Linked DNA regions of Homo sapiens: all the other regions are linked to region 2. The links are chromatin contacts, found by Hi-C or POLR2A ChIA-PET in ENCODE. All regions are on one chromosome and are shown on one strand. Each heading gives the region's core, a stretch centred on a gene start or an enhancer-like site at or near the end of the contact. The rest is flanking DNA. Distances are from core to core; before and after follow the strand shown.

Evidence for each region. A loop is a pair of places that touch in the nucleus more often than their neighbours do. ChIA-PET counts read pairs that join two places held with the same protein, here RNA polymerase II (POLR2A). Pooled maps may share reads with other maps.
Region 1: a map of CD8-positive, alpha-beta T cell shows a loop between it and region 2 (10-fold over the local background). The contact joins the promoter of RALB here to the promoter of DDX18 in region 2. A Hi-C loop is called at or near these places in 3 of 168 maps with a recorded cell type or tissue (CD4-positive, alpha-beta memory T cell, CD8-positive, alpha-beta T cell and naive thymus-derived CD4-positive, alpha-beta T cell) and 12 of 50 pooled maps.
Region 3: a loop to region 2 is called in a map of CD8-positive, alpha-beta T cell, with 27 times the contacts of the local background. The contact joins the promoter of EPB41L5 here to the promoter of DDX18 in region 2. A Hi-C loop is called at or near these places in 2 of 168 maps with a recorded cell type or tissue (CD8-positive, alpha-beta T cell and ascending aorta) and 9 of 50 pooled maps.
Region 4: a pooled map shows a loop between it and region 2 (7-fold over the local background). The contact joins the promoter of TMEM185B here to the promoter of DDX18 in region 2. A Hi-C loop is called at or near these places in 1 of 168 maps with a recorded cell type or tissue (CD8-positive, alpha-beta T cell) and 6 of 50 pooled maps. POLR2A ChIA-PET finds 5 or more read pairs at or near these places in 1 of 52 experiments (GM10248).

The regions. Positions count from the first base shown.
Region 1 is chr2:120,250,551-120,254,261 of GRCh38, reverse strand. RALB (RAS like proto-oncogene B) reads right to left here and starts at 1,410. Exons shown (of 5, transcript NM_002881.3): 1 at 1,282-1,410. RefSeq lists an enhancer at 358-627 and a silencer at 1,128-1,717.
Region 2 is chr2:117,812,754-117,816,519 of GRCh38, reverse strand. DDX18 (DEAD-box helicase 18) reads right to left here and starts at 1,829. Exons shown (of 14, transcript NM_006773.4): 1 at 1,658-1,829. The coding sequence starts at 1,742. RefSeq lists enhancers at 972-1,507, 1,583-1,632, 1,653-1,702, 1,833-1,962, 1,508-2,045 and 1 more.
Region 3 is chr2:120,011,529-120,015,145 of GRCh38, reverse strand. It overlaps EPB41L5 (erythrocyte membrane protein band 4.1 like 5), which reads right to left and starts at 2,069. Exons shown (of 25, transcript NM_020909.4): 1 at 1,936-2,069. It overlaps LOC107985817 (a long non-coding RNA gene), which reads right to left. Exons shown (of 4, transcript XR_001739205.2): 3 at 3,488-3,506; 4 at 2,442-2,753. RefSeq lists a silencer at 1,724-1,893.
Region 4 is chr2:120,221,692-120,225,376 of GRCh38, reverse strand. It overlaps TMEM185B (transmembrane protein 185B), which reads left to right and starts at 1,977. Exons shown (of 1, transcript NM_024121.3): 1 at 1,977-3,685. The coding sequence starts at 2,401. The coding sequence ends at 3,453. RefSeq lists an enhancer at 1,021-1,684 and silencers at 1,779-1,939, 1,659-2,028, 2,179-2,378.

The sequences.
Region 1 (3,711 bases), core at 161-2,660, 2.4 Mb before region 2:
CTAACAATTAGGATAACTATCATCACCCTTCTACAGTTGCTGACTCTGGAGCTCAGAGGGGGAAAGATCGTGCTCCACATCACAACACCGGTAAACTCTCAGAACCTGCATCAAACCCAGGTCTTCAAACTCACCCCTCCTGTTTTTCCCAATATGCAGTGCTACCTTTCATGGTCGGCCCATTTCTGGGAACTTCGATACTGTGCTTCTATTGCTCCAGGTTTAAGGAGCATTCTGAGCCTTGACCGGTTCTGAGCTTTGACATCCAACAATCTTATGGCTCTGCTTGGAACATCAGTCATTGACACCTCTAAAAGATTCACTATCCCCTCTGATACTCCATGCCCACCATCCATCCCCAAAACTTCAGAAGAAATGAGGTTAGGAAACCAGGACAGAGCAGAAAGTGCACTGTTCTACAAGGGCTGAAGATGAGTCACAGGTAACCCAGATGAGCAATCAGCCAAGTCTCTTCCACGGCCAATTCATTCAGTCCGCCAGGCACAAGCACTTCTCTCCCGAAGACTCACCTGATAAGAACACCAAAGTTCCAACGTTTCTCGTTGGAAATGAGCACAGAGAGGACACTGCTCACACAAGCAGTGTGGACGCAGCAAGCTCCGCGCCCCGCAACCCTGCACCGAGCACGGTTAACCTCACACTCCCACAGGCGGCAAGAACCGGGACGGCGATGCCCAGTCCAGGCGCTTCCCCTTAGAAGCCCCTTCGCCGCTGGCCCCTATCAGAAAGGAAAGGGGAGGAGGCTGGGGGAGAAACAACTTTATGCTCATTTGCAAGACAGGACCAAAACAAAACCAGCAAACCGAAGCCCTTTAGGAACACCGCCCAGTTCACGGCGCGTGCAAGTTCCGAGGGCAGTTAAGTTTTTGCAACACTTCCCAGCCCTGACCCTGCCCAAGCCGCGGCCGGAGGACTGAGGAAGTGGACGGTCCCGAGCGGGAGGCCCGCGGCAGGAAGTGGAAGCAGAGCCATCTGCGGGATAGGGAAGGAACCGCGGCTACAAGGGAGAGGCGGAGGCCGCCCCCACTTCCTCAGCCCCAGGCAGCCCAGGAAGCCGAGACTCCCCCAGGGAGTCCTCCCGGAGCGGAGCGGGGCCGCTGCCGGGGCGTCGCCCTCCGCCGGCCTCGGGGCGCGACATGTCCTGCCGCCGCCCGGCCACAGCCCGGCACGGAGGGAGCAAGAGGCTGCGGGCGTGCGGCGTACCCCACTCCCCAGCCCGCGCCCCACCCCGCCCGGGGCCCGCGGGCGCCGCGCCCTTACCAGGGACCAGTCCCGCCGCCTCCGCCGTCCGCACCCGGCCCGCAGCTCTTAAACGCGCCCCGCCCCCTCCCGGGGCCGGACCCCAGCCGTCCTCCACCGATTTGTCATTGAGCTGCCGGGCTCGCTTTCCCACCCCCCGAGCGCGCCTCCGGCGTCGCCTAGGCAACCCCTCCTCTCGAGAGCGCGCCCTCGCTTCCGTTCTTGCCCTCTCCTCGGAAGCCACGCCCGTCGGGGGGCTGTCAGCCAATCCGAGGCTGATTTTCCAAGCAGCGGGCGGCCGGGGAGGAGGTTTCACCAATGAGAAGCTGCCCCAGGCACGGGGGGGCGGGCCCAGCGCGCCTGCCCCGTCCCCCTCTGTTTCTCTCTCTGCCCCTCGGACACGCAGCTGGTAACCCTGCGGCAGTGGAGGAGCTGCCCGCCGGTATTGAGGGCGGGTGCGGGTGCACAAGGTGGGGCGCCAGTTGTGGGATTCAGGCCAGGGCTAGGACGAAGTAATGGAAAGCAAAAGCGAAGGACAGACCTGATCATACAGAAACAGAAGAAAATTACGAGGTGGCGAAGAGTGCTGGAGCGCGGCGATGGGGATGCCGCCCGGGGGTCTTGGGGCGGGACTCCACCTGCCGCCACCACTCGCTTCGCTGATGACATCCCATTAGCAGTAATGGAGTTAGTGAGTGCATGGCGGAGACTGGACCCAGGCCGCCTACAAGGGCCAGAATCCCACCCCAGCCATAGCCTCGAGGCAGGAAGTGCAGTGGGCAAGCTCCCTGCCAAAGCCCAGGAACGTGTGATTTTGTATCCAGTACAGCTTCATCTCGGTGGATTTTCCTTCCTAACCACCTCCTCCTCCACAGGTTTTGTGACCGTGCTGACCCCTACGCAGACCTCATGAGAGTCACAAGCCATCGCAACTGACAGTTTAAACGTCTGCCTCTTATCTCTAAGGGAGGGAACTATCTCTTATGCAATGTGATATCCATGGCTGCTAGCACAGTGTAATTAATTCTTTCATTGTTGATCATTGTAAGTTAGGATGCATGTGTATACTATATTGGAGGCTTTGGGCCATGATTAGATTGCTATGTATCTACCAGATCCAGTCCCTCCATCAGCATCTATATCAAAAAGCACAGAAGCTTTACCTTAGTCTTAAGTGACCAACTTAACAAAAAAGTGCAATCAGAAGAATATCCTAGTGTTAGCCTACTAAGTATTCTGTTTTTACCATTCTCATTCACATTTAAAACTTTTATTGAGTGCTAATCGTATGACAGACACTTTGCTAGGTACAGTAAGGAGATGGGGTAGGAGGCTTCTCAAAGAGGAAGCTCCCTAGTATTTATAACCTAGAAGAGGAATCAGACCCAAACCTTTTCTTACGGAGTAACAGTTAAGTGCACAGGTTTGGAGTCTGGAAGCATAGGATTAAAGGAGGGCTCTACCTTGTGACTAGCAGTTACTTAATTAGGAAACTACTTCTGTGGGCTTTAGTTTCACCAGCTGCCCAATAGCAGCACCTCCATGCTATAGGTAAGAAGATGTACATGCAAGTCCACATAGAGCTCTCAGTACAGTGCTAGGAACTTGGTGAGTGCCTCAGGAATGTGAGCTTACATTAGTGATTGCCACCAGAGGCCACGATGTACAGTCAAGTGTGTGATCACCAATCTGGTACAGCCTTATCTCCCAAAGCCCATCTGTATCAAGTGTGACCGCGTGCAGCCTGGTGGAAAGGGCCTGCTGTGGTGGTACCCTTTGTCAAATGCAAGTATAGAGAGGAGAGCAGCTGCAGCAGCCTACCCAAGTGAAAAGGGTATGATAGTTGAGGGAACAGGGTCAGAAATCAGGCCACAGGCCAGGATTCTACTGTTCCCACCTGCCCCCCATCCCCTAGGACCCACAGCAGATGCAGGAGGTTTCCCCACCTTTTCTGGGGTGCTGAAGTGCCATTCCTTTGCATTGGTAACAGGATGCACAGGGCTTTCTGAGAAATGCTGCTTTCATTCTCTGCCTGCCTAGAACTCGGAGGGGTCCTACTGGGACTCCTCCAGCAGGATCATCTATTCAGATCCTGGACATGCCAGACCCTGAGCTGTGCAGTATATTCAGAGAGGAGTGGCAGGACCCTTTTGGCGGGGCTGTCTCACACAGGACACCAATAGGGGAAACGTGTCCCAACGGGAGAAGGGAACCAAGAGGCCACCAGCCTCAGCTGCCTCTAAGGTGGCTCATTCCAGGTCTCAGGGGACCTCTTGTCTGCTGAGTTTCCCTACCAGAACTCTGACTCCCAGCAGAGCCAGGGGCTTGAGCAGCAGAAATACAAGATCCCCAGCAGGACTCCTTAAGGATGCTGTAAACGACTGCTGCCATGGAAAGAGCATTCTAGACACTCCATCCTTCTAAAGTATTTATTGATTACTGTGGGAGTCT
Region 2 (3,766 bases), core at 580-3,079:
TGAAGATCTTCCAGTGGGACAAGATGTGGAAGCGGAAGACAGTGAAACTGAATGTGTCTGTGTCTTTACATTTTTAACAAAAAGCTTAAAAAGAAAAAAAAATAAAATAAAAATCACATAGAATAAGGACAAAAGGAAACTTTTTGTACAGCTGTATGTACAATGTGCTTGTGTTGTAAGCTAAGTGTTATTAAAGTCAAAAGGTTAAAATTTAACAAGTTTATAATGTAAAAGTTACAGCAGGCTAAGGTTAATTTAAGAATAAAAGTATTAAAAAACTCAACAGTGTAGCCCAAGTGTACAGTGTTTATAAAGTCTATAGTGTACAGTAATGTTCTAGGCCTTCACATTCACTCACCGCTCACTGACTCGCTCAGGGTAACTTCCAGTCCTGCAAACTCCATTCATGGTAAGTACTGTATACAGAGGTACCATTTTCTAAATCTCTCATGTCATAGTCTTTTTACTGTACCTTTTCTATGTTTAGATATATTTAGCCATACATACACTTACCATTGTGTTACAATTCTCTGAGTATAGTACAGTAACATGCTGTACAGGATGACAGCTTACGAGCAACAGGCTATATCATGTAGCCTGGGTGTGTAGTAGATTTAGGTTTGTGTAACTAGATAAAGTTCGCAAAACGACAAAAGCCCCTAATGACACATTTCTCACAATGTATCCCCCCTCCTGTTATGCGATGCATGACTGTACCTGAGAATGTCCTTACCAAAGGTTCCCTGTTTGTTTACTGAAAAAGATAAAACACCATCTTTTGTTCAAATTTACTTACATATGCGCTGAAAAGTAGTAATGCTGTAGTATTATTCTATAGGAATTAGAAATACAAGAGTATTTCAAAACATATTCCTAAAATTCACAAACCTATTGCCTCCTGCAGAATTTTTTTTCAATTAATGTCTGTTGAAAACCAACTGGGGCAAGGCACTGTGCCTCCAAACTTTCCCTCGGGGAGTTTGTATCTTAACCTGGACAACAGGTTAACACAATTACTTCAAGATCTGTGGCCCCACTGTCAGGACACTGGGACTGCAAATGAGGTAGGTAAGAAAGGTGACATTCAGATAAAATCCTTTTCATTTAGGTCACTGTGCGGGACACAAATACGTAGAAGCTCTGGTGAGAAAGTGCTACGAGAACGTGTGGAAGTGGGTAGAGGAAGGCAATAGTATCAAAGAAGCTCTGTGGAAACAGCCAGACGGGCTTTTGGGGAAAGAAATACGGGAATTAAATAGATGTGAAAAGTGGGTGGAAATGAGACGTTTCATGCAGCATAACCGGAAATGAGGGATGAGGTGAGGTGCGACTTGCAGGTGGTGAGGGAACCAAAAGCTAAGGTGGAAATGCAAAAGGCAGGGTTAGTCGTAAGCCTAGAAGTGAACGGGGAGTCCTCCCGCTCTAACGTTGTAAGAAGACACTGATTGCTCAGAAAGGTCAGGAGCAGCGCTGGAGCCACGCGACGAGTGGGCAGCAGCGCGGGTCCCGAGTGGAAGCTGCCTTTTCACTCTCCCCAATCACACACGCTGCAGGGGAAGCTGCCTCCGTCACACAGAGCAGCTGGGCCCCCGGCCGCCCGAACGCGCCAGGGCTCGCGCGTGGGTCTTCTGAGCCACCGCGAGTCAACGCATCTCACCCTGAAACTTTAGGTTCCGCTGCCGCAATTTGAGGTTCCGCTTCTCGATCTTCTTACGCAGGAGTTTCATCGGCAGGTGTGACATTCTGCCCAACAAGTGCCTAGAATAAGGCGCCACACAGTACAGCTACTCAGTTCTCAGGCTGACGTTACTTCCCTTCCGGCCGCACGTGCGCAGCTCGGCCAACAGGAAACGCGTCACAGGAACGCTGGCACCCGGCGGAACGAAAATGCTCCAGAGCGGAAATGCTTCCAGACGCGCGCACCGTGATATCTTTGGCGACCAAAATCTTTGCAGCGCCCCCTGGAGAAGTGGAAGCGAGACGCTGCACTGGCTTCACACTGTGCTAAAGCTAACTTGAGCTCCCCCTAGAGGAAGACTGAAGAAAGAACGTGGAGGGGAAGGAGGCCTTAGGGAGTCCGCATTTTTATGTTCCTATCCTCTGTGGGTGCAGAACTAGAGTTGGCCCTCCCTGTACCTGAATTCCCTGTCTGTGGATTCAACCAACTCCCCCATTGAAAACATTAAAAAAAAAACAATTAAAAATAATACAGTGTGATAACTACTTTCATAGCATTTAGGTTGTATAAGGTATTATAAGTCATTTAGAAATGATTTAAAGTATACAGGATGTTGTGTGTAAAATAAATGCAAATATTACACTATTGTATATAAGGGTTTTGAGTATCCTAAGATATTGGTACCCATAGAGGGTCCTGGACTCAATCCCTTGTGGATACTGAGGGACAACTGTATTTGGGAAACTGAATAGAACTAAATTATATATATGCATTTCCAAACTTGTTTGGCCACTCTCCTCAGAAATACAATTTCTGTGTCACTTGGTACACATACACACATAAATATAACATTTCTCAAAATAATATTCTTGCTTTTCACTCTTTTTCCTTCAATTCCATTCATTCCATCCTAAATTATTCTTTTTAGCTTACTAAAAATACTGATTCCTATGAATTTAAATTAACTTTACTACATTAATAATAGGTTGACTGCAGTTTGAAAAAGAGGTTTATATATTCCTTAAGTATACCCAAGGACCCTTCAGCAGTCCAGGACAGAAATTGCAATGTGGCTAGCTAATAGTCATCTCTTTTTTGGGATGGGGAGGAAGACAGGGGTATGCATATAGTATTTAATTTTTAAAAAAATTGTTATCAACATTAAAATACTTGGAGATTTCCATAAAAATTCATATTTGTCTTTAAAAATTGGCCCAATGCCCTCAAATTCCCCTTAACAGTAATCAATTTGAGCTGAACAACTGGAAGAGTCCATGAAACCTGGATTAATTTGTTTACTTGGAGGGGCAGAACATGAGACCCTGGAGATTAGACCTGATCATAGTGAGGAACAGAGAGGGAGAAAACTTGGGAGGGAGTTTAAACAGAATGTGAAGGAATTGACTTCGAAATCACATTGGATTGGACTGGAAAACTAAGACAAACAAATAATAATGTGCTTAGATTAATTTGTTAATGATCAGGCAGGCTGAAGAATGATTCAGAAATGTAAGAGCGCACACACACACGCAAACATTTATCTCAGTGTAAATATATATGCCAGTTTAAATTTATGCATATATCAGTATATATATGCATATACACATATGTATCTATTTCTATAGCTCTATGTACATACATATATATTTACCTGATTACATGTGTGAGTTTTGGGTCTGTGACTTTGAAATAGATACAACTGAAGTATATATAGAAAGTGCTCAAAATTTGTTATTTCTTTTATGTTGTAACTTAAATTTGTGGGGCTATGTTTTGGTAGTAGTAATGGAAAGGTACTCCCTTTTTTCTAGAGTGTGACTTTTTCTAGCTAGTAGTGAAGATTGGCAGTCATTTCCTCAAAACCAAAAAAACCCACATTTACGAGGTGTTTAAGACATTTAGATCAGAGAAGCCGATCCTTTCAGGTGCATGGAAATGCTTAACGTTAGGGATTGATAACCTTTTAAGAAACATAGATAAAGCTACTGATGCCAATTCTTCTGGATTTTTAGAAGAAGAATGAGAAATTATAACTTCAAATCAACTCTCAAAATTAGGGTTGAGAGTTATTTTTAACAGAGTGAATTT
Region 3 (3,617 bases), core at 820-3,319, 2.2 Mb before region 2:
TTCACCGTGTTAGCCAGGATAGTCTCCATCTCCTGACCTCGTGATCCGCCCGCCTCGGCCTCCCAAAGTGCTGGGATTACAGGCGTGAGCCACTGCGCCTGGCCTAATTTTTTTTAATGGAAAAAAAAAATAATATGAATGGATCACTAAAAGTTGTGGGTTTTTTTTTTTTTTAATGATTGTGAAAAAAGTTTTCTCATACTCACTTTTCCCCTCCCACCTGCACTCTTCCAATTGCGCTCTTCATGTTGCAGCCACTGGATTTTTGGCAACCACAAATCTGATCCCTGTTCTAAAATCTTTAATGGCCCTGGTCCTAGATGCAGCTCCTCCTACTTGCCTGACCCATCTGTCAGCCTACTCCCCTCTGTTTGCTCTGCTCTTGTACTCTTGCTGCTCGGCCGGAGAGTCTTTTTAATTCTGGACCATTTTTCATTAGCTGTTCCACCTTTCTGGATTGCTCTTTTTCCAGTTGACCTCTCTTCCACCCGCTCCCATTTCACTGGACTAACTTCAGACTTATAGTTGAAATGTCTTATTCTCAGAAAAGCAATCTCAGACTTGTGAGTCTAAATTCGACATCTCTTTCAGTACTCTTAGCCTTTTCTTTATAACAAAGAAATTGTAATTAAATATCTGTTAATTATTATCTTTTTTACTGACTACTTCCCCCACTCACACACAAGGACAAAGACTTCGTCTGGCTTGTTCACTACTTTGGCCCAACAGCTGGCTTAACCCGCATCTCGCCTGACACACTAGAATGACACAGTGGAATTTTTGGATGGTAGGTTTATGTGGCTTCCAAAAAACAGTAGTTTCTACTCTAGTTCCTAACTAGAAGGATTTCCTTTAGAATCATAAAATGCAAATTTAAGCAATCCTATCAGAAGTTGGTTAAAAAAAGTACCCAAAACCCAAAAGTTAGTCATGAAATATGTATACTCTTACATGACTGGTGGCCACAATATGGTTGGTTAATTGCTTTTTGATAAAGCAATATAACATACAGCAAATGCCATTTAAGGTAACACTATATTTTGTCCCAGTATTCCCAATAAAGAAAATGCAAGCGAGTAATTCAACAGCAGTTACGCATATCGTTTTCGAATAATGTTAACCTATTTTCTAAAGCCTGCACAGCATATTACATGCACAAATAATCCAACAAGGTTAACTAGAGCTCAGCAACGGGTTATGTTAGAAACTGAGTTAATGCAGTTGTGGGTTACATTACAAATGTACACGGTTATGGGAATTTTCCCCGTAATTCTTTAAAAACTTTTAATATTAGTCTAAAATATTGCCAAACGTTTTAAGAGTTGGGTCTCGCTCTTAGGTAGAATTCGAGTAACCACAGACACAATTAACATTTACACACCAAAGAACCCATCATTAGCACGACAACCGTCCCGGGTGGGGGCGGGGCGGGACCTTCAGACCTCGTCTTTCATGGGAACACACCTGCCTCTCCTTTCCCAAGAGACTGAAGTTTTTCTCAAATACAGGTTAGCTCGAAAAGTCCACCAAGACAGTGACACAAACTCAGTTCGTTTTTCCCCTTCCCTTGCGACTTTTGTCTCTCCCGCTGGACGGCAGCCCAGCGGACCAGCGAGGGGTACCCGCGGCTCGGGGAGCGCGTCCGCTCGGCAAACATTAACCCGGCTGCCCCGGGCCCTCCGCCCCGGCCCGTCGCGCGGTATCGACCGAAACTCGGCGGCCCTGCCTCATTGGCCGCCGCCGCCCCTCCCTCCGGCGGGATTAATGCCCTGCCGGCCCGACGAGAGAGGGGCCGGCCGCCCTAGGGTCTGGGTGCGGCCCCCGCCCGCCTCCCCGGGGACAAGGCCGCTACCGCAGGCGCGGGCGAGGAAGGGTCCACTCGGCTAGGAGCGCAGCGGACTGTACTGCGGCGCCGCCGCCGGGCCTCGCGCTTACCTGAGCTGGGGACGGCGCAGCCCCGGCGACCAGAGCGGGGAAGAGCCGAGCAAGGCTGAGAAAGGGGCGGCTCCTCGGTAGACGCCGAGAAATGGCGCCCACAACGAGCCCACCGGCTCTAATCCCCGGAGGACCCCGACCTCCCGCCCGTCCACCCCTTAAAGCTCCCTCCCAGCTCCGCCCCCAGGGCGGAGCGCTCCGCTCTTAAACGGGCGATGACACCGCCCCGGAAATTGGCCGGCGCGGCGACTGGAGAGAAACCGGCGAGGCCGGGCCCGGCCGGGCTGGAACTAGCGCCAGCAGCCGGGCGTCCGCGGCTGGTTTAAAGGGGCGCTGCCGAAACCCAGTTCCCGCTGCGGCCCTCCGCCCGCGGAGGAGGCGCCCGTCCGCAGACAGACCCCAGTTAGTCCTATCACGAAGGAGGCTGGTGGAGCTGGCTGCTAGATTCATTCATCCATTCGTTCAAGAGATTAAATCCTTCGCAAATACTTATTGAGAGCCTGTCACGTATTTCCTCCCTTTTTCTCCTTTGTAGGGATTAAAATACATTTAAATCTCTGCTGTTAAAGTGACTTTCACTCTACTGGGGAAACAGTAAACAAATAGGTGTCACAAGGTGATTAAGTGTAAATGAGGAAAAATAAAACTGGGAAAGAGAAATAAAAGATTACTGCTTAGCAGAGTGTGGTCAGGAGGGTACTCTAACAAGGTGACATTCAGTCCGTTCATTCTACAGGTAATTGATTGAAGTGCCTACTTACTGTGAGTTCTGTGTTCTAGACACGAGATACGACAGACAACCAAGACAGACAAAAATCCTTCCCGGAGTTTACGTTATAGCAGGAATATAAACGAGACATAAAATAAACGAGATAAATTAGTGAAATTAAATACTGTCAGACATTGGTAAATGCTAAAAAGAAAAGTACAAGTAGGGAATAACCACAGGCAGTGAGGGTTTGCGATTTTACATAGCAGGTCACAATAAGAAGGTGGCATTTGGCTGGGCGCGGTGGCTCACTCCTGTAATCCCAACACTTTGGGAGGCCGAGGCGGGCGGATCACGAGGTCAGGAGATCGAGACCAGCCTGGCCAACACTGTGAAACTCCGTCTCCACTAAAAATACAAAAATTAGCTGAGCCTGGTGGCGTCCGACTGTAGTCCCAGCTACTCAGGAGGCTGAGGCAGGGGAATCGCTCGAACCCGGGAGGCGGAAGTTGCAGTGAGCCCAGATCACGCCACTGCACTCCAGCCTGGCGACAAAGCCAGACTCAGTCTCAAAAAAAAAAAAAAAGGTAGCATTTGAATGAAGACCTAGAGGAGGTGTGGGAGGAACCCTGTGGCCATCTGGGGAGAACCGAAGGGAACAGCAAGGGCAAAAGGCCCTGCAAGGGGACAGGTCTGTCTTTTCAAGGAAGTCCAGTGTGGCTAGAAGTGAGGAAGCAAGAGGAAGAGGAGGTGACAGTCAGAGAGGAAAGGGGTAAGATGTAGGGCCTTGTGGGCCCTGGCTAGAGCTCTGAGAGAGGTGGGGGAGCCACTGGAAGGTGTTACCTTGAGGACCCTCTGCTTGCTGAAATGAAAAGAGACAAATACTCATTGAGCTTCTTCTCGGGATTTGGCACTGCCCACTCCTCCACCACCCCAAAACGTAGTAGACAGGCTTGGCAGCTCATCTCTGCCC
Region 4 (3,685 bases), core at 728-3,227, 2.4 Mb before region 2:
GGGGACAGATGGCAGACAGCATCCCTCACCCTGTGGCACAAGCCTGGAAGCTGGGTCTGCCCTCCCTCAGGAGCTGTGCAGCAGAGCCACTGTTGCACTGTGACAGGACACCTTGATACCCGCTTCTTGGATGGAGAGGGTGCACTTGTTCTGAATGAGGAGCTCAAGGTGGGAAAATAAGCTCCGAGCTCTGTCTTTGCCACAAAGATGGCAGCAGAGGCCCTGAGTTCATCTGACTACATAGGTGATTGGGAAGGACTTCTGACTGTTCTCGCAGGGTCCAGAGGACCTGACTCTGCCACCAGCTCCCGGAGGGTGGGGGCGCTCCTGGCAGCGCCTCCCCTCCACGGGCTCTGCTTTCCTAGTGGGGTCAAATCAATTACTTGCAGGTCTCTAAATGCAAAGTGCAAAGTTCCATGTATTGATTCATCTAATCCTCAAAACAATCCTGTGTGCTTTTCCAAGCCCATTTCACAGATGAAGAGGTTGGATTGGTGAGGGGGTTTTCCACTTTTACAAATTTTTAGTTGACAAATCCTTCTTGGGAGAAAAGAGTACAAAAAAGACCAATGTGTAAAACAGACAGATTGGAGCAACTCTGTTTAGGGGAGGAATGGAGGGAGATAAGGCTCTCCAGAAACAAGAGGCCCTGAAGACACATCTATGAAGTCAGCCTTAAGGGCTGAGCCTGAGGACTGGTGAAGCTCACTCAGCTGGACTCCCTTCCCCAGGGCCACAGATTGCCTGTGGCTGAAGTGAAGTTGTGGAGAGCGCCTCGGGGGCTGGGACTGTCCGCCCGACACCTGGACACCCTGCTCATGCCCGCCTGGGGCAGTGCTGTGAGGGTGCGGGAGGGCCACTCCGCGGAGGCCCTGACAGGCCATGCGTTCCTCTGATGGCCTGTCCCACTTCAGAGCCCAGGACCTGCGTGACAACATCCCACAGCCACTTCAGGAAAAGAGGACTAGGAGAGACTGGTGAGGGCAGCCAGGGCTCTGCTGAGCAGTGGGACAGCGGGGAAGACAGAAATCCTCCAGGGTCTGCCCAGATGGCCAGAGGGCGAAAGGGGTGCTCCAAATCACAGACCCGCTGCAGCCTTGCCCTTAGACACCACCCAGGTCTGTCCCCCAACTTCATAGACCAGGAAACTGAGGCCCAGAGAGAAAGAGGTGAATTTGCCTAGGTTTCTCAGCTGATGGGTGGCACGGCCTGGACAAGAACCCAAATCTCTTGACCTCTGGTCCAGTACCCTTTTCCAAAGGAAAAGGAAAACATGGTTTTGCGAGAATAACACAGAGACAGGGCCAAATAAGTCAAAATGAGGACTAGACACTTGAAGGTAGGAGCCCTGTATCTGCGACGCGATTCTCTGTTAACCTGCCGGGTGACCTGGGGCAGAAAGCAACCCCCAACCCTGGTCTGGATCCAGTTTCCTCCCGAGTGGGGTCTAACACCCTCACCAGCACCTTCCACTCTGGAGTGAGAGGGACAGGTACAAGAGCGCCGCTGCCGCCTGGGATCTCTGCACAGCCACTTCGCAGGCAGCCTGAGAAACGTCCGTTGCTCCACCAGGCGGAGTTCTGCCCCGCGAGTCTTCATCCCAGGTAAGGCCCCCCCACCTCGTGCCCTGAGTCTACGCGCGGGCCTTTTCCTTTGAGCCAGGGATACACCCGCCGCCGGCCCCCACAGGTCTGCGCTCATGCACATCGCCTTGCATCCGTTCAGTTACCGGCACCCGCTCCCTCGCTCGCAAACTCCCGCACTAGCCCGGCCACCGCCTCTGCTCGCGCGCGCGGGGTGCTGGAGCCTCACCGCGGGCGCTCTAGCCCCGGGCGGGTTCCCGGGAAGCCGCGGCGAGCGCGGGGAGGCGAGGATCCCGGCAGAGATGGGTAGGGTGCCAACGCCCAGGCCCCGCCCTCTCCACCCGGCCCCGCCCCCGCAGGGCCCGCCCCGGCCGGCAGGGAGGATGTGAGCTCACTCCCGCCTCCATGTTCCCGGAGTCGCCTGGAAGCGTCCGCCCAAGGTCGCGGGCCGCTTGGGGAGTCAGCAGCGCGCCAGGCCCCTTCGGGCCCCACACGCATTAGGTGCCTTCTTGATGGGTACGGAGTGAACGCGGGCGGCGGCGGGACCGAGGCAGCGCCCAGTTTGTAACCGCCGCGCCGCCCGTGCCCGCGCGCGCCACACCCCAGCGCGCTTCCGGCCGGGCCACGTGACCGCGCGTGCACGTGTTCCGGCCTCTCCGCTTCGCCGCTCCGAACCTCCTCCTGGTCGTCCCGGCATTCGTCCACGCGGAGCCGGCTTGGGCGGGGCCCGGGAGGCGGCGGCCGGAGAAGCCGCGGAGACGCGAGCGCCGAGCGTCGCGAGGGAGCAGGCCCGGGCAGGCAAGCGGCGGCCTCCGCCATGAACCCCAGGGGCCTGTTCCAGGACTTCAACCCCAGTAAGTTTCTCATCTACACCTGCCTGCTGCTCTTCTCGGTGCTGCTGCCCCTCCGCCTGGACGGCATCATCCAATGGAGCTACTGGGCCGTCTTTGCCCCCATATGGCTGTGGAAGCTTCTAGTCGTCGCAGGCGCCTCCGTGGGCGCGGGCGTTTGGGCCCGCAACCCTCGCTACCGCACCGAGGGAGAGGCCTGTGTGGAGTTCAAAGCCATGCTGATCGCTGTGGGCATCCACCTGCTGCTGCTCATGTTCGAAGTCCTGGTCTGCGACAGGGTGGAGAGGGGCACCCACTTCTGGCTGCTGGTCTTCATGCCTCTCTTCTTCGTGTCCCCCGTGTCCGTGGCTGCCTGCGTCTGGGGCTTTCGACACGATAGGTCGCTGGAGCTGGAGATCCTGTGCTCGGTCAACATCCTGCAGTTCATCTTCATCGCCCTAAAGCTGGACAGGATTATTCACTGGCCGTGGCTGGTGGTGTTTGTGCCCCTGTGGATCCTCATGTCGTTCCTTTGCCTGGTCGTCCTCTATTACATCGTCTGGTCCCTCCTGTTCCTGCGGTCCCTGGATGTGGTTGCCGAGCAGCGGAGAACACACGTGACCATGGCTATCAGTTGGATAACGATTGTCGTGCCTCTGCTCACTTTTGAGGTCCTGCTGGTTCACAGATTGGATGGCCACAATACATTCTCCTACGTCTCCATATTTGTCCCCCTTTGGCTTTCCTTACTAACTTTAATGGCCACAACATTTAGGCGAAAGGGGGGCAATCATTGGTGGTTTGGCATTCGCAGAGACTTCTGTCAGTTTCTGCTTGAAATTTTCCCATTTTTAAGAGAATATGGGAACATTTCATATGATCTCCATCACGAAGATAGTGAAGATGCTGAAGAAACATCAGTTCCAGAAGCTCCGAAAATTGCTCCAATATTTGGAAAGAAGGCCAGAGTAGTTATAACCCAGAGCCCTGGGAAATACGTTCCCCCCCCTCCCAAGTTAAATATTGATATGCCAGATTAAACTCCTAGAGAGGACCCAGGCACACACAGACTCCACTTGGCCTTCGCCTCTTGTTCATTCATCCCAAACCTGGAAATGGAAACAGGCTTCAAACACTCGTCTCACGCCGTGTTTGAGATCACCGCCTCATCAGTATGCATCATAGATGGAGGTGGTTTCAGTATGTGGGTGTGTGTGATGTGTACCTGGGTAAGAGACTTGCTTTCCAGGTTCGCACTTTCAGGTGTAGCTG